2 separate regions of the Mus musculus genome follow, and region 1 is linked to region 2. The links are chromatin loops, found by intact Hi-C in ENCODE. Cell type or tissue: left cerebral cortex. All regions are shown on one strand. Links, peaks and the distances in the headings refer to the core of each region. The heading gives the core; the rest is flanking DNA.

Region 1 (8,707 bases), core at 350-8,349, 120 kb before region 2:
TGACAGACACACAACCCCACATTCATGAGCACAGGTTCACACAGCCTCTCAGAGACTGCCCTTTTCCAACACCAGGACAGGCACAATCAGCATCCCAGGCATATTCACCCACACCTTCACCTGGCTTCCAGGCACTCTGATCACACACACACACAGTATAGGTAAGGCCAGACTCCTAGTGCCTGAGCCACACGCTATCTGGCCTCTTCCCAATGCAAAAGCCCAGCTATCTGCAGATGGCTTAGCCTTCCCATCCTACTCCAGACAGCATCTCCGGAGAGCTGAAGAACAATCTCTCCTTCAATACATGGTGCTCTGTCTGCATGGGAAGAGCAACTCTCTGTTCTGAGGCTTTGCTAACTGGGGCACCAAACTAACAAATCTGGGGTTGAGGAATTAGAGAGCTGGTTAGGCAGAAACCAGAACGGGATGACTCTGGAACCCACAGCCAGCTTCTAAAGGGTGGAAGAGGGACTGGATGTGTACAGAAAGATGGGTGCTAGCTGTTGTCAGTGTAGTGTTGGACCTTGGGCTTTCCTCCTGCTTTATCCTGGGCTCCCAAACCACTCCCTACCCTTTAAGCCACTACCAGCTCTGTGGGTGTTTTCTCATGTTCCACTTCTCCTAGGCCTTTCTAGACTTTTCCTAGCCCCAATCATTTCTTCCCCAGACCTTAAGACTTCTCCCAGGACCAGGATCAGCTTAGGTTCCTCTAAGTGGCCATTCGAGTCTTTGAGAGACAGAGTGACAAACCAGGGTTCTGACCTGGATAACACGCATGTTGAGGCCAGTCTCCTGGGCCAGTTGCTCACGGATATGGCGTGTGGGCTTGGGTGTAGCTGCAAAGGCTGCCTTCAACGTCTCCAGTTGCTTGGCTTTGATCGTGGTCCGGGGTCCCCTACGTTTGGCACCTAGGTTCTGATCATCATTCTCATTACTACCACCTTCCTTATCTGAGACGTTGGCACTTTCAGAGTCCTTGGCATCATCCTGCGATGGATCTTGGGAATCCGGAGATAAACTAGGGTCACTGCCTGTGGTGGCTGGGGAGAGGGGAAAGGATTGGTGAGCAGGGGTCTTGGCGGGCTTTCCTCCCCCATACCCACCCTCTAGCCAGTTGGGAATCCTCGCCTCACCCGAGTGGAGGCTGTTCTCTTTGGCGACACTGCTGTTACTCAGGTAATCCTCTTTACAAACGAACTTGTTCTCGTCTATGATGTAGAGCTCCTCGCCGGTGGAGAGCTGCTTGTTACACATCATGCAGGTGAAGCAGTTGAGGTGAAACACTTTGCTTCGCGCTCTGCGAACCAGATCGCTTGGAGAGATGCCCTGCGCACAACCGGCGCATTTGGTACCGAAACATCTGCGTAAGGTGGGTGAGGGTTAGGAAGAAGTGGGAGCCGGGATGAAATAAAGATAGCCAGAGAAGAAGTTGAGGTGGGGAGAAAATAAATGCAATAATTTATTAAGCGAGCGAGGGAGCAGGAGAGAATGCGGGACATCAGGGAGAAAGGAGGAAAATACATTCGGTTAGAGTTAAGGCCCCTATCTCTAACCTCATGCCTAGTTATTGCCCCCCACGAAAAAAGCGTCGCAGGAAAAAGCCTCAAAGTAGCTACGAGAGCATAAGGGGAAACAGCACATATTTCCCGGTTATCTTCAAAGAAGTTAAATCCAAATTAAGAGCTCCGTAGAAATAAATACCCCGCTATCTTCCGCTTGCTTTGCCTTTCTTTCACCATAAAAGGGCCTGCGCTCAGGCGGGGAGTTGGCAAAGTCCGATCTCGCGGTGAGTAAACAAACCCTGACTCCGAGAGCCTCCGTGCCCGTAGCTGGGCTCTTGCCACGCTCTTGCGCAAAAGCCTGGCAGATTGGCGCAAGCGGGAGCTGACGCCGGGTTGAGCCGGCTTTAGGTGCCCTGCTGAGCTTTGCGGTTAGCGAGGCCTCAAGGGCCCCGCGGGCCCCGCAAGCCGGTGTGGCTTAGGCTCTCAGACTCTGACTCTGCTTTCCAGAGTAAAAACCTGCGCAGTCTGCAGAAACTCCAAAACTCAGCCTTTCCTCAGCAGCAGATTGCACCGATCTTTGCTTCCGGGCTCTTTTGCAAACACAAGCCACGCGCGTCCTGAATCGCCTCTGGGGACTGCGCTTCCAGGGCCTTTGGGCAAATGGAGGCCGGGGAGCTTCGAACTCTCCCCCAGATTTGGGAAAGCCTCAGAAACCAAGACCAAAATAGCGAAGTAAAGTGTGGGATTTCAAATCACTGGGAAATATAATTTACATTCGGAGCCATTCTGTTCTGTTGAGTTGTGATCGGGACAAAGAGTTTAAGAAAATACATGTAAAATGGTAAACAGAAGAGAATTTTCCCGGTTCTAACGAGCCGCCAAGAGGTGGCCTTCCTTGTGGGGCATTGGCTGGAAAGGCACGAAGAGGAGCCTGAGCATTGGTCTGAGGCCAAAATCGAACCGCACGGTTCTCCCAGGTCTATGCTTAGAGGCCAATCCACGTTTGGGGAGACCCATAGACATACAGGATTGGCCTCAAGGTCGGACTCTTTATTGTGGCTTTCTGGGCCACAAGGGCTCTGTAGTTCCGACAAGATCTCTTGGAGAAGGAAGAGGCAGGGACTGGAATAAAGCTGGAGCCTCTAAGCTCAACTTGGAGAACCAACAAGCTGGGAGAACCAGAAAACGTCTTTGGTTGCTGGAGAGCTTGGCTTCGGGAAAGGCAAGCGAGAGCTGCAACCCCGAGGCTGCTCCACCTCTCCCTCGCCTTGTTAGGGCTGCTGAGCTGAAGCCATCTCAGACCCTTTCTTCCCAGGCGCGGGCAGCCAAACCCGGACCACGCTTTCCAGAACCAAGTACTACAGCTGATGTGTTTATAAAAAGATAAAGAGAAAATTAATATATCTCGCAATACCGACTAGCTTCCTAAAAGGTAGAAGCGGGAAAAGACTGGGCTGCCCTAGTAAAAGGCAGCTCCTAACGCGGCTGCTAGAGCCACACAGACCTCTGATCCGAAGCTGGCCTGGAAGGGCCCATGGGGAAGGAGCAACAGAGGCGCGGGAGGGAAGTACTCACCGGAAGAAGTCGTTTTTACAGTAGAGCTTGCCTTCCCGGGAGAAGCACTTCTCGGTCAGGTTGCATTTACATTCACAGCACTGGACGCACTTGACGTGCCAGGCCCTGTCCAACACGTTCAAGAGGAAACGGTCCAGGATGGGCCTTTTGCAGCCCGCACAGTGCACCATGGTCTTTGGTTTGGTCCGGTGAGGCCCGGAGCGACAGGGCAATTAGAGTCGAGGGGATGACTTCTGAAGACAACCAGCTCCTCCAAAAAGAAGAAACCCTCTCTAGTTGGGCAAGCAAAAAACCCGTACTAGCAAATCAAAAGGGGGAGAGACCAGGCTGGTAGAGGGCAGCCCCGGAGTCCCGGGGCAACGGGATGGAGCAGCGCCACCTCAGCTCACCGGGCGAGGAAAATCAGTCTCAAGCGGGCTAGAAAGCGGCTCTTCTGCTCAAAGCCCGCGAAGGAGTGAAGGTCACCGTGAGAGGCGGCGGGACGTAAATAAATAAAATGGAAACAGACGAAAAGGAAGACGCCAAGAGCTCAGGATTCGGGAAAGCTGGGTTCTCTCCAGCTTGAGGTAGAGCTGTCAGAAGTCAAAGTGCATCTGCTTTTGTCAGAGTATGAAGGCAGGTTGTGTGCGTGTCAGACTGCCCACCACCGGGTTTTCCCCTTTAAAAAAAACACGGAAAGAAAAGAACACGGGAGTAGAAAGCTTTGGATCCTACATTGCCGGTTTCTTGCAGTGAGTTGGGACGCTCTGGGCGCCCGCGCTGGGCCTGGGGAGGGGGCGGGGGCAGACCGAGGTGTGGGGGAGATGGCGGGTTGGGTAGGATATTTTGTTGATTGTAGTTGTTGCTTAGGTAGCCCCCACCCCTTTGGAGAGTTTTCTTTTTTGTGCCAGTCAAAAATGGAAAGGGACCGTCCGCTTCGGGCGGACGCAGCCGGGCGCACTCGCTCGCTCCCCACCGCCCCAGCCCTGTCACCTCGGCCGGTGGCCTGCCAGGCAGTCTGCCGCGTCCTCCGAGCGGCCCTCCCTGCGCTTGGACTCCTGGGGAGGCAACACGGTCTGGCTCTTCACTGCGCCTGGACGAGCATCCTGGCTTCAGTCACAACTCGCGGCCGCTTGGGCGCGCAGCCTTGCATCGCTCGGCCCACGATCCCGCTGCCTGTGTTCCGGCCCCACAGTCGCTCGACTTTTTTTTTTTTCCTTGTCCCCCCCACCTCTCTTTTTGTGCGGTGGCAAATCTGGGTTTTCTTTCTAGTCTCCTTCCTTTCTTTTTCCCTCCCTTTTTCTTTTCCTTGGTCAACGCGAGAAGCCAGGGGAGGGGGCGTCTTGGAGAGCTTTAGAATGTCCTGGGGCTGCGGCTATAGAAGGCCAGCGGCTGGAACAGTTTGGCGCGGATTGCCGGTGTCGCTGTCCGGCCCGCGGGTTCCTTGTTGGCTCTCCCCAGGCGCGCGTCCCTCGGTCCCTAGTCTCCTGGCCCAGTCTTCCGCGCGTCTCTCCCCAGCTCCAGCGGCTCGGTCACTGCTCCTGGCTGTTGGCTGAGCCCTGGAAGCCCCCTCGCCTTAATGCAGCGCCCGCCGACGTCACGGCAGTCTGTGACCAATCAGCGCCTCGCGGTCCTTCTGTAAACCATTCTGCGTCCCCCCCGGCCGGGGAGAATGCGGGGAGACCGCGTTTAGAGGATCAGTGGCGGCGGGCCCGCGCGGTGCCGGCGACTAGCAGCGAGATGTCCTGGCCCCTTCCAGGTTTGGTAAGACGTCCGTTTCGGCATCAAGGATTGACAGTAGGCGGGAGGAAGCGCGGAAAGGAGGCGCGGAGGAAGTCAGAGTTCTGGGTGGGGGTAAAAGCAAACCTATATATTTAAAAAGACTTGTTGGGATTAGATTGCAGCGAGATCTGGAAGCTTGGGAGGTCCTAGTACACTGGTTTTGCAAATCACTAGGTGTTGATAGCCCGCCCCTTGTTCGTTTGGCCTGGAAATTGCCCCCGGCGTAGCTCGAGTCTAAGGAGAGGTAGGGGGCGCTTGGCAGCGTAATCTCGCCTTCTGTCTGTTTCGGTGCCTCCTCCCCCTGTCCATCCAAAGTCCACCCGGCAGGGAGTCTGGGAGACACGAGTGTCGATCTCCCGCTGCGCTCACTTGCAAAGTTGATTCGGGCGATTTCCTGATGGGGGCGGGAGAAACCGGAGGCCCGGCGCCAGGGTGGGAGAAAGAGTGGGTGGGGAAGCGCTTCGGGTGAGGAGCTCCAACTCTGGCAAGAAGTTGTGAGAAAATTGTGATCCGGAGACACCTTTTACAAACAAAAACAAATGACTAGGTGGGAAACGGCGGGGCTCCCGCAGCTGGGGGGAGGTGGTAGCAGCGGGGGACTGCACCGTAGCAGCAGGGGAGGGAGGCTTGTGGCGCACTGACCGAATATGCCTGGCTCCCATTCCGGTCGTCCCTTTTCCAGGCTTCGAACAAGTTCCTTTCTTCGGACGTCAACCGACCTACCAGAGTTTATTCCTTAGGAATGTTACACTTTCCCAATTCTGTCCACGTTGTAAATTCCTGGCCACCTTCTTTGGGGGACGGCGACGAATCTGCCTAAGTGTGGAAATCGATGCGGGTCCTGAAGGCTTGAGCTTTAAAGAGTATTCTAGTTCCCAGGAGCACTCAAGTTAAGCATAGCAGCCCCCCCTCCCCCAAGCTTAACCCAAACATCTCAAAGTGGTGCCACTTCTGCTCTTATTTGGGGGAGGTGCTAGGAAAGCCCATTTGATCAAACTTGGAAGGACCCTGCAGCCAAATCTAGATGGAATTTCAGAATCTGTCTTTAGAGTTATTTCATCTATGAGCCTAGCAGATCTTCTACAGGGCTAAATTAGGAGAAAAGTGTGCAGAAACGCGGTTGGACTGGCAGTGAATCCGCATCCACTAACACAATACCCTTTTCCAGCGAAGAGAGAAGAAGCTGTTACGAATCTAGCTTTTGTTTGATGAGGTTGTTGGGTTTTTATAGGGCTGTGCCAATGACCCCTTTTCTCTCTCTTGCACCACCTGGCAACCCCGAAACTCATCAGCAGCTCTGGCCTTCCCACCCGCATGATCTTTGCTTTGTAAATCCAACCCGCCACGGCCTGCTTCACACGCCTTCTTAGAGATTTGCTCCCACCCCACCCCCGACCTCTGAGTGCGGGACCTCTAAAGCATTCTCGGTACCCCTGTCCACATACCCATTCCCATGGAGCGGCTGTGGACCAAAGTAGTGCAGCCAATAGTTCTCAAGCATAAATCCCTCTCCTGGTCCTTCCTAGGCTTAGACTCAGGGCTGATCAGGGTAAGAAGGCGACCTTCCCACCTAAAGGGCAGGTTTGGACTGAGCGCCGGCGATTTTCCTGCGAGCCCAACACTTCCTAGAACAAGTCGATTAATACCCAGAATTCAGACACCCCAGGAAGAGCCAAGTGAGGAGCGCGAGATCCTGTTATCCCGAAGACACCCAAGCGGCTGCCAAAAAGAAGGGGCCGTTGGTCCCTTTGCTCTCCATTTCCAGCTGTTCCAGAACTAGCTGCTATCTCTCTGGACTCACCAGCCCCTCTAGGAAATCTGTGAGTCGCCCAGGTCGCCAGCGGCTCACACCCCGCGCTGCTGGGTTACTTCACCTGTAAAGCAGAGGGGTCCGGGAAGGGGGGACTAGGAAATTGCTGTCCTAAGAACCTGTAGGGTCACACTGTACTCTATTGCCCGACTTTTCCGATTGGCATCTTCCTTTGGTAGTGGAGGGGAGATTGTTTAAGTAATTTAGGGTGCGATGACTTTGAGACCCACTTATGGGAGAGAGGGCATCTTTTAGAGACCTGGAGTTGGGGTGAAGACAGGATGCTGGTTTTAGGGCATAGTATTCAGCTGGTCTCCGTGTCCTGATGGTGAAGAAAATGGGCCCCAGAGTCAATTCTGGCCTATGGGGTTTGTGTGTGTGTGTGTGTGTGTGTGAGAGAGAGAGAGAGAGAGAGAGAGAGAGAGAGAGAGAGCACAATGCAAGATGTGTCTCTTGATTCCTTGATTCTATGTTTAAAATCTAGATTTAATTTTTTCACAGTGACAGAACACACAATTAACGTCCTCCATTCCACCGGTTCCACTGAGCTCTTATTTTGAAATGTAATCAGTAGTAGAGACAAGGAGAGAAAACTGACCCAGCTTTCTAAATCTGTCATCTCCGATTCCACCGAGCTCTGCTCTTCGTGTGTATGACCTCTGAAGACGATCCCCCAACCTCCCCTCCTCACCTAGACCTCTGAGCAGTCCACCATCTCAAGTACACCCATTTTCCTACCCTCCATCCTTCAAAGTCACATAGACCCTCTGCCACTTATACCCAGTGGGTGTCCAGAGATTCAGTTTGACCGCCTAGCCATCATTCAGCGACCACAGACCTATCACAGAATCCCCTCCACCCGACTCCCCACACACAGTAGGAAAAGGCCCCAGAGGGCTCAGATAGTGGCTTCCACCGCCAAGGTTTGTCTTCTGAAAGGATTCTCAAAAATCAGCTTGTAAGGATGGAGAGACCGTGTCTCGGAAATGGGACTGGCCAGTCCTCCTCGCTCAGACACCCGCTGATCTTCCTCGCCTCCTGGGTCACCCCACCACAATCTTGAATGATTCCCGCCATACAGGGGCTGTTCTTTCTTAGTCACTGTCGGCTGCTATTTAATTTCCAGAGAAGCTGCTCTCTCTTCCAGTCCAGACCATGGTCCCCAGGAAAGGGCGAGGAGGAGGCCTTAGGTGACTGCAGGCCCCAGGGGATGCCAGCCACAAAACCCCCGAGTATCCAGCACCACTGGTCTAGGGGAAGGAGGGAAGGAAGGAAGGAAGGAAGGAAGGGAGGGAGGGAGGGAGGGAGGGAGGGAGGGAGGGAAGAGGAAGGAAGGAAGGAAGGAAGGAAGGAAGGAAGGAAGGAAAGGGCTAGCTAGATGCGCCCAGGACTCCTGCTATCTGGAGGCTACACAAACTCTGCACAGACCTGTGAAGCCCCAGTTTATGCAACACAGGGAACTGCTCAGCTGGAGTCTTCTCTGATCCACTGTCCCCTGCCCCCCCCCCTCTCTCACCTCTCCCGAGGTTCCCTCTCTTAATAAGCAGCCTATATCATTGTGTCTTTCCTGAACACATAGTAAGGGAGTGGTAGGAGAGGGGGCAGAATGTTATTCTCTACACTTTCCCAGACAGAATCCCAATCCAAGCAAGGGCGCCTGCTCTCCATCACCGCTTTACGGAAGGTGAGAAGTTGGGGGAGGTGCGCCTTGCAGCTGTGCCCGCTTTGCTCTTGGCGGCTTTTTCCAAGCCGAGCTTGGACAGTGGTAGGGGAGGGACCGCGATGCCAAGAAAGGGCAGTTTCCGGGCAGGCCGGCCAGGTGTCACGACGTGCACCTGACCTGGGTAAAAAATCCAGGCTGCCCATGAGGGTTTGGGGGGGACTCTGAGCATGGAGAGGGGAGCGGTTAGAGTTGCGAGGTTGAGCGCGCTGATCTCAGTCGCTGCTGAGCAAGGGTAGTCAGTCGCAGAAGGGAGAGAGGGTGCGTAGAAGGAGACTGAAGTGAATGGAAAGGGCGGGAAGAAAAGGCATGCAGAAAAAGCAAGAGGATGTGGTG
Region 2 (8,707 bases), core at 229-8,228:
GGGGGGTGTAGGTGTAGCCTGGCAAGATCATGGCAGGTAGAGAGGCCCTTGGGGGAGGAGGTGACTGTAGACCTCTGTTCTCTAACCAGAGGTGGACGATCTGTAACAGTGGTGTGTGGTGATGATAACGGCGGTGATGAATGATGAATGGTGGTGGTGGTGGTGGTGGTGGTGGTGGTGGTGGTAATTGAGTTGGTTATGGTGAAGGTAGAGTGTGTATGTGTATGGTGGTGACACTCAAGAGTGAAGTGAGTCCTGGCCACCTGACCTGCTAGGCACCATGCTGTCCCCTCAGAATGACCTCAACAGGTATGTTTCCAGGCAGGGAAACTGGGGCTTGGCGGTTTAACCGTTGCTCAACTAGTGAAGGAGCTGCCAGTCCTTTGGCCATTGCTAGGCAAGGTCCTGGGGAGAGAGCAAAACGGAGGGATTAAGGGTGAGCGTGAAGAACTGGCACACCCCTCACCTTCCCTCCTGAAGGCCCTAGGTGGTCTTCCCTCCTTCCCCAGATCGTGTTTACACCTGTGCCACAGGAGGCATCTTTGGTGTCCACAGCCAGAACCCCTGATCCCAAGGCAGAGTCCTCCCCAAGCTGCTGGAGAAACCCAGAGAAAAAAATTAAAGATCCTAAGGTGGAGGAAGTGTTGGTAGCTGACCTGACCCTCCCCAAGTCTCCCATGCCAAGGTCAGCAGGAGGGTGAGTGCAGGAGCCTTCTCTGAGATCCAATTGCCAGTGTCCTTCTCAGCCCCTCCTTCCCAGGCATGGCTGGGCAGCGCTCCCTCCCCGGGTGATCACAGCTCTCCCGCCAACCCACACGCAAGAGATGAAATATTCATCACGTACATATTGGCTCCTCCAGCGGCTTTTAGGGAAAGTAAATGAGACTGGCTGGGGGAAGGAAATGAGTGTGAGTCTGCGGGGTTGGGGGGGGTGAGGGTGGGAGCGAGGGCAAAGGATGGGCAGTGGCTTCCAGCTTGGCCTCTCCAGGATTCCGCTCCCTATTCAGCTCCTGGAAGTCCAGGGCCCCTTCGATTCTTCATTCTTCGTGTCCCAGACCACTCTTGCCTCCTCACCAACGCCAGGAGGGCCATGTCCTCTGGAGAGAGGGGAGTTGGTCCTTTTGCTTTCCAGTGACTAGGCAGAACGGCAGGGTCCAGATCCATCTGACCAACAGCCTCACCGCTGTGCTGTTCCAGAGACCTGACACAGGCAAGCAGGGCAGAGATATCTCCACCCTCATGATGTAGGACACAGGCAAGAAACAGACCAATGCTGTATAAAACCACGAGAGGGGATTATGTGGGACACAAAATACCTCTATGTAAGCTTTCATGGACAAGGAGAGTCTAAGAAGGAGGAACCTTGAGGCTACATAGAAGGAAAAAGTTGAAGGGTCAAGATGTAGGAATGGAGGTGGTAGTGTCTGTAATTCCAGCTACCCAGGAGGCTAAGGCAGGAGGCTGGCAGATTCCAGGCCCACTAGGACCATATAGTGAGTTCGAGGCCAACCTGAGCAACCTAATATAACCCTATCTCAAATTTTAAAAAAGAAATTAAAAAGGGTTGTGGATGTATCACTGTGGTAGAGCCCATGTGGGAAGGGCTTAGGTTCCACCTCTAGTACTTAGGGGGAATAAAGAAGGGGCAGAGAGTTTAGAGTGTTGAAGTCAGAAGGCATGTGGCTTTGATTTTGGGACACTGAATTTGGGAGGGACTGAAGATCTTAATCCCACAGGACCTTGCAGGCTACTGGCTTATGTTAAGGCAAAAGAAAACACACATCTGGAGAGCCCTGGATTTTAGAGAGGAGGACCTGGGTATTAACTTAAAGTCATTCAACATCTTAGCTTCACCTTCCTCAGATATGAACCACGGATAGGGGAGTCCAGCCCATGTGTCACTTCTCCACGTAGGTGGCAAAGCAGCTCCCCAAACCCCAGCAGCACCTTGTGGCCCTCTATAAACAATACCAAATTATAGAACCTCAGAACCTTGGCATGAACCAGACCGTTAGAGCTCAGTCATTCGATGATTATTTATTGAGCTTCTATACACCTGGGGCTGCCATCCAAATACGCACAGGACAGACTTGGACAGAACTGCACCAGGCCATTTCATAGATAGGGATAATCAAGGCCACAAGGTGCTGATCCCTAGCTAGGGCAGTCCTGAAGGTAAAGACAATGGGCACCCCTGACTTCCTCATGTTCTCAGATTCTCCTACCAAGCACTGGATGGAAGAATCACTTGGGCAGGGACTGGGAGTGACTCCCTGACAAATGGCCCTGCCAAGAAAAAGGGTTAAGAGAGCCCGATAGGCTGGAGGGCAAAGGGGATTTCACTGTGTAGCATGGAGAGTGGGGAGCACCAGGTGGAGGGGAGAACAGAGGCTTGGAGATGGTGTGTGTGTGTGTGTGTGTGTGTGTGTGTGTGTGTGTGTGTGTGTGTGTGTTAAACAGTGTGAATTTGTGAGAGACAAGGCTGGCTGATGACTGCAAAGGGTCCCTGGAGCCTGGGCATCTCACTTACGTTAGAGGAGAGAAGCAGAAAGACTCCTTTTTTGCTTTTGATTGTTATTGTTGTTTTCGAGACATGATTTCTCTGTGGAGCCCCAGATGTCCTTGAACTCAGTCTGTAGACTAGACTGTCCTTGAACTCATAGAGGTTTGCCTGCCTCTACCTCCCAAGTGCTGGGGTTAAAGGACTGAGCTATCATTGTGAGGGCAAGAAAGACTCGGAGAAGGAGCTGCTACTGCAGTAGTCTGGGTAAGCATGCTGGAGAATCTCCTCAGAGAAAAAGCCACAGGAGAGGCGTGACAGGAGGCCACTGAGGCAGCTCCAAGGGAGTGTGGGGAAGCAGGAAGGGTAGACACAGAACTTTCAGGAGATGGGAGATTTAGCATCCTTTATTGATTCCAAGAACATTTCCTGAGCACCTGCAGAGGGTCAGACCCATGCCATTCAGGCAGGAAATTGAGCAAAATTATACAAAACTCGGAGGCTGCTGATTTGTCCTTTGTTGAGCTGGGGGATGGGCAAGAGCCAGCAAGGGCTCAGTGGGCAGATGGTACCTATCTCAGATCCTTGACTTTGCTTTCTGTAAAGTGGCAACATTTCAAAGAACAGCCTATTGTTAGGTGTAGGGAGTCATCAGGAATTGAAGTTGTCCATGACAACTTCAACAGGCAAGTAGCATCAACCGGTGATCCCTGCCTTCCTCTCTGCTGGTCCACCCCAGGACGCTTTGCTTGCTTGCTTACCCAATCACTTGGGCAGGGACTGGGAGTGTCCTGTGATCCAGACAGGGACATTGAGACCATTCTCAGAGCCACAACAGTCGCTCTGACTCCATCTCTTCCCAGATCATTTCCTTTGGCCACCTGGGACCTGCTCTCCACTTTCCTGAAGATGGTGTGAGAGCCATAGAACTCAGGACTTCTCCTGAAAGTGGCAACCTTGGTTGAGATTGGTGGAGGGATACCTTTGTGCCACAAGAGCCAGAGGAGGGTAGTCCCTCCTGTGGGCACTGGGAGCTAAGCCTGGGACCCTCTCTCTATACCCTGTCATCAGTTTTCCAGGAAGTCTGGAGGCCCCTGCCCTCCCCCACCCACCAGGATCAAGGTTTGTGGGAATGTTCTCCCGCAGAACTCGGCATGAAATAAATTCCATTCTTACTCTGCCAATGACACTGCACATAAATATTCAGTAAATTAGCAGCACGCTTTTATAGATTTATCAGTCATTGCAGGCACAAAATGACAGGCAATGTTGTAGCTGAAATATTAATGCTGACAAATTAATGATTTCTGAGTAAATGATGTCATTTTTGCACCGTTTCATTAAAATTTACTCACTTCTGCTTCATTCCTGGACCTAAAAAAAATTAAAATCATTTCTTTTTCTCTTTCTTCTTTCTTTTTAGTGTGGGATTGGTTCCCAAACCTGAGAGGGACATAAATTTTCCCCCAGCAGCACCCCGGAAATGGAGGTAGGGAGCCAGGCAAGCTACTATATTGCCACTGCGGGCTCTGGGATGGGAAGAAACATCTCACCCCATCACAGCCAGGGGCCTTGGGCCTCTGCCATCAGTCTAGCTATTCTAGCAGGGATAGATAAAGGGTCCTTGCTTTGGCTCAAACCTGGAGAGAGGGTGTGGATACAGGGGCAAGTGGGGAGGACTGGGGGTGGGGGTGGGGCGTTGTGGTAGAAGGCACACGAGAAAGGAGTTGATTCTCTTTTTTGAGGCCCTAGAGCCTCCGTTGCCTTCACTATACATGCCTCAGCTGTTGCAACAAATTTAAGGAATAATCAATTGCTCAACTCCTGTAGTAGGTAAGAGAGTGACACACCAATTGCATAAATATCATCTTCACCAAGGTTCTGGGGAGTTGAAGAGAGTTCAGTCCCCGGATCCTGACTGATGACCTAGGCTCAGGCGCAGTGTGACCTTGTCTTGAACCTCCACAGTTCCCTTCTCTATCTCATTTCCCAAGGTTCTTGCGAGGATTAAGAAGGATGGCGTGTAAAAGCCCAGTTAGACTTCTCCTGGGATACTCTTCCCAGTTGGTAGCAGGCTGCCCTTGGGCAGCCAGAAGTGCTGCGGGGAGGGAGCAGTCAGACATCCTCTCCCCACGACCGCGCGCGTGCGCGCGCGCACACACACACACACACACACACACACACACACACACACTGATGCCAGGTGACCTGCCCGCCCGCCTCGCCCGCCCTTGCTGGGGTGCCAGCCCGGGGAACACACCCGGTCTTAGTTTGATGGAGACGCCAGAAGCAAAATATCTCGCCTGCGGGGCGAGCGCCGCGGGAATCCGAGGCTGAGAGGCCAGGCGGACACAAAGGAGAGGCGAGGGCAGCGCGCGTGCGGGAGCCCGGCCCGGCCGTATCGGGCAATCTGCGGGCTAATTCGTGTCAGGGCCCGTCTCCTATCTCCAGCGTGGCTCCCCAGCCGCTGATAAAATTGAAGTGGAAATGAAGTTGGATGGTCCGGAGCAGCCGCGCCGGGCTGGGGTGGGGGCGGCGCTGTGCCCGCCCTGGGCAGCTGCGCCCTCCGTAGTCGCCCTTGGCGCTGCCCTTGGCCGGGCCGGAGCGATGAAGCGCGAGGCGGGGAGGGCGGATGGGCCCGCTCCGGCCCTTAGCCAACGGCCATCTCCTATGCTGCCCCGGTCCTGGCGACCATTTCGCCAGCAATGGTAGTGGGACGGAGATGGAGGTGGGGGACTGGATCCTGGCACCGTATAACACTCATGCTTATTGAGTGCTTGCTCGTGTGCCAGGCTCCAGGCCAGGTGCTTAAAGTGAATTATTATCTCATCCAACCCTTCCTCTAACATGCGGTGGGTTATTGTGTCCATTTTTACTGGTGCAGAAATGGAGCCGTCCAAAGTCTCAGCTGACACTGGACAACTACCCTAACCGTGGGCCCCAGTGCACTGTCACTGGAGCAGTTCACCTCCACGTTCAACCTACACCTATGGGGGGCGGTGTGTGTGTGTGGGGAGATGGACTACAAAGGTCCCAAGCAGGACCTAGATGGGTGCTGGCAGCTCTGCGCACCAGTGCTGTCTGTCCCCCAACCCCTGCTGAAGCTCAGCATCTATGTGAGAAGTTGGTATTATCCTCTGGAACTTGGGCCAAGGAAGAGCAGAAAAGGAAAAGCTTCGCACAGCTAGGAATCAACGATTCAGGATGCGCTGGGCATTGGCCTCCGGAGTTGCCTTTCTGACCCCTAAACTCCCAGCTCCCAGGTAGCTCTGGATGGACACGTGGTGGGGGCCTGGGCTATGACTGGGTCTTGCAAAGTTGTTTGGTTATTGTTTGTTTGTATTACTTTGTACTTCATTTACTTATAATCTGTCTTCCTACCTCGGCCATTGCTGCCTGACTTCTTGTAGCTCGCTCTCTCTCTCCAGCGATGCCTTGATGCTAGCTGTGGGCTCTCACAGCCTCCAAACCCACTGCTCCCTTCTGCCCAAGGCCTTCATGTATTTCTCTCCTCGGCTTCTAATGCTCTTCTGGGTAACCTTTCTCTATCTCAAGTCTCATGATCTTTTCCATAATCCTTTTAATGGCATTGACATACCCAAAAATGTGGTGTATTTTCTTTCAATTAGACAATTAGAGCAACCCAGTGTAAACAGTTACTAGGTCACAAGGGAAGTCTTAAAAACATTCCAGGGAATTGCCATTGCGCGGAACATGTGTTCAGATCACAAAGCCATAGAATTAGGAATCAACCGTAGGAAGAGCACTAACAAAAAGCCCCACATGCTTTGAACTGGAGAACCTCACTTCTGTACTCTCTGTGGGTTAAAAAGAAAAATCAACAGAAATTATTGACTCTTTAGGGCTGAATGGCAATGGATGTGCTTCGTATTGGAGATGGTGGGATGTGGATAAAGCGGAGCTTAAGGGGAAATTTATAGACTGGACTGGGTGTCAGCACCCTTCGAACTGTTCAGCAAATGTTCCTATTCTGACTTCTGTGCAGAACTAGAGTAAGCCCTCAGTACTGTGTTCTCTTTTTTCAATACTCTTATTTTGTGTGCGTGCGTGCGTGTGTGTGTGTGTGTGTGTGTGTGTGTGCGCGCGCGCGTGCATGCGCGTGGACACGCAGACACTTATATACTTTTTATACTTTTAAAGTAAAATACTGGGGATGTAACGCAGGTCCTTGAGCATGCTAGAAGAAGGCATTGGGTCCCCCAGAACTGGAGTTACCGATGGTTGTAAGACACCACAAGCAACAAGTGCTTTAAACTGATGACCTATCCCTCCAGTTCCTTCCAATCTCCTTTCAAAGTGGATTTGAGATGGTCTGTGATACAGACAGCATGGTAATTAAAAGTGCAGCTTAGCAGAGAGATGAGAAAGCTGAGGGAGAGTCAGTATTGACTGACAGTGGAATGGGGTAGCAACACATGGGCTTGGGAGCCAAATGGCCTCCGTTCTTCTCAGGGCTAGACTCACAGATACCCATGCAGGAAGGAGTGAGAAGTTGGCGGGTGGAATGGGTATCCTGCAGGTGCTGGAGGAGGAATGTCTGAGTTTGGACCTTGGGAATGGAGAACAGGGCTTTTGTGGCAAGTAGATGTAGGTAAGAGACAGAAATGTGTTCATAAATTCATTCTGCAAGTCTGAGGAACTCTAAAAGAAAGATCCATGGAACTGAATGACAGAACAGGCTGTGGTGGCCCTGAATCCCCAGTGCTGAGTCTACTGCCGCCTGGGATAACTGGATGGGCTCCTTCTGTGGTCAGCAAAGGGCTAGAGACCAGCTCCACAAAAACCCAGCCAGGTTTTAGGGTCTCTGATGTCCATCTAGCTTAATTTTCTACTTCTGGGTTAGTCCACAGTGTCTCCCACACCCCTCAGCCCCTGTGACCTGTGAGGAGAATGTTGCTCGCTCGCTCACTGAGCCATACCTACTCCCAGCCCCTCGTTCTTCTTTGAAAGGACACTTATAATATCCTTCTCGCTGAATCAGACAACCTCACTGAGCCATTTCATGGCTCTTTCTGATTGCATTTAAAAAGAATTCTTTTCTGCAAGAATTAAATAAAACCCCCAAACTTCCAACTAAAAAAAAAATGGGCTAAGGAACACAGCAGGCAGTTCTGAACAGGGATAGCACAAATGGCTGATGAATTTTTTTTTTTAAATAAAACTCGACATCCTTAGCTACCATGGAAATGCAAATTGAACCTGTTTTGAGAGTCTATTACACCCTAGTCAGAAGAGCTATCATGAACAGCAACAACAAAAGACAACACATGCTGGTGAGGATGTGGGGGTGGGGAGAATACTTATCCACAACAGGCACAGTGGAAACTGGGGCCAACACTATGAAAATCAATGTGGAGGTGCCCAAAGAACTCTGCAGCTATTGAGATATTTGCACACCCATATTTACTGCTGCTCTACCCATAAGAGCAAGGAAGAGGAATTAACCCAGATGTCAATCAACAGATTCAGGGAGAAAGAAAATATGCTATAGGTACACAATGATATTTTCTAGAGGACTTATTTTCTGTGTATGAGGTTTTTATCCATATGTATTTATGCATGCATACCACATGTGTGGTCATGATGTGTGTGTCAGGGAGGGTGTGCATATCCTAGCACACTTACAGAGGTCATAAGATAACTGTGGAGTTGGCTTTCTCTACTTCTACATGGGTTCTGGGGATTAAACTCAGGTTTTCAGGCCATGGGGCCAACACCTTCACCTACTGAGCCATGTTACCAGCCCTATTTCCTGCTTCCTAAACGTGGATATGAAAGTAGTAAAATCTTCCTCACAGTATACACCGTATAGATATAGGTAGACAGCAATGAGGTTGCACGCTTAAAGATCAGTAAAATTAGGAACATCGAATTCTTCTCCCTGGAGATCTCCAGACCCATCAAGGAACCTTGCACGCCCCTAAGTTTAAATCAATTTCTCCAGCTCAAGTCCTCTAGCCTTACCATGCATGGAAATCCATGAGGTCTTCTCAACCTACTGTGCCATAAGGTTCCTGTGCTTGCCCTGCCCCTCCTAAGTGAGGAGTCAGTCCCTGGAGAAAGTGACCTTGATTTCTCCATCTTGGATCCATAGATCCTTGCACATTCCCAACCACAACAGGAGCCCAAGGCTGTCCTGTTAAAGATTTTGAGCCATTGTTGATTTATCAAACCAGTATTTCCTAG

Evidence for each region. A loop is a pair of places that touch in the nucleus more often than their neighbours do. Peaks named below come from ENCODE experiments on the same cell type or tissue, not always from the same donor. Only the 100,000 strongest peaks of a DNase experiment are listed, where the experiment ranks them.
Region 1: a loop joins it to region 2, with 2.1 times the contacts of the local background. A loop is called at or near these places in 3 of 42 quality-filtered maps.

Annotation. Positions count from the first base shown.
Region 1 is chr11:84,520,926-84,529,632 of GRCm38, forward strand. Lhx1 (LIM homeobox protein 1) reads right to left here and starts at 4,609. Exons shown (of 5, transcript NM_008498.3): 1 at 3,081-4,609; 2 at 1,137-1,363; 3 at 766-1,043. The coding sequence starts at 3,250. Lhx1os (LIM homeobox 1, opposite strand) reads left to right here and starts at 4,735. Exons shown (of 4, transcript NR_038057.1): 1 at 4,735-4,823. In left cerebral cortex, for the core only: a CTCF peak has its summit at 4,217; DNase peaks (open chromatin) are centred at 1,874, 2,134, 2,850 and 3,081.
Region 2 is chr11:84,637,729-84,646,435 of GRCm38, forward strand. No RefSeq gene overlaps it. Among named protein-coding and RNA genes, the nearest start is that of 1700109G15Rik, 78 kb to the right of the region's middle. In left cerebral cortex, for the core only: no CTCF peak of the experiment used is centred there; DNase peaks (open chromatin) are centred at 848, 1,058, 4,761 and 5,405; H3K4me3 peaks cover 890 bases; H3K27ac peaks cover 409 bases.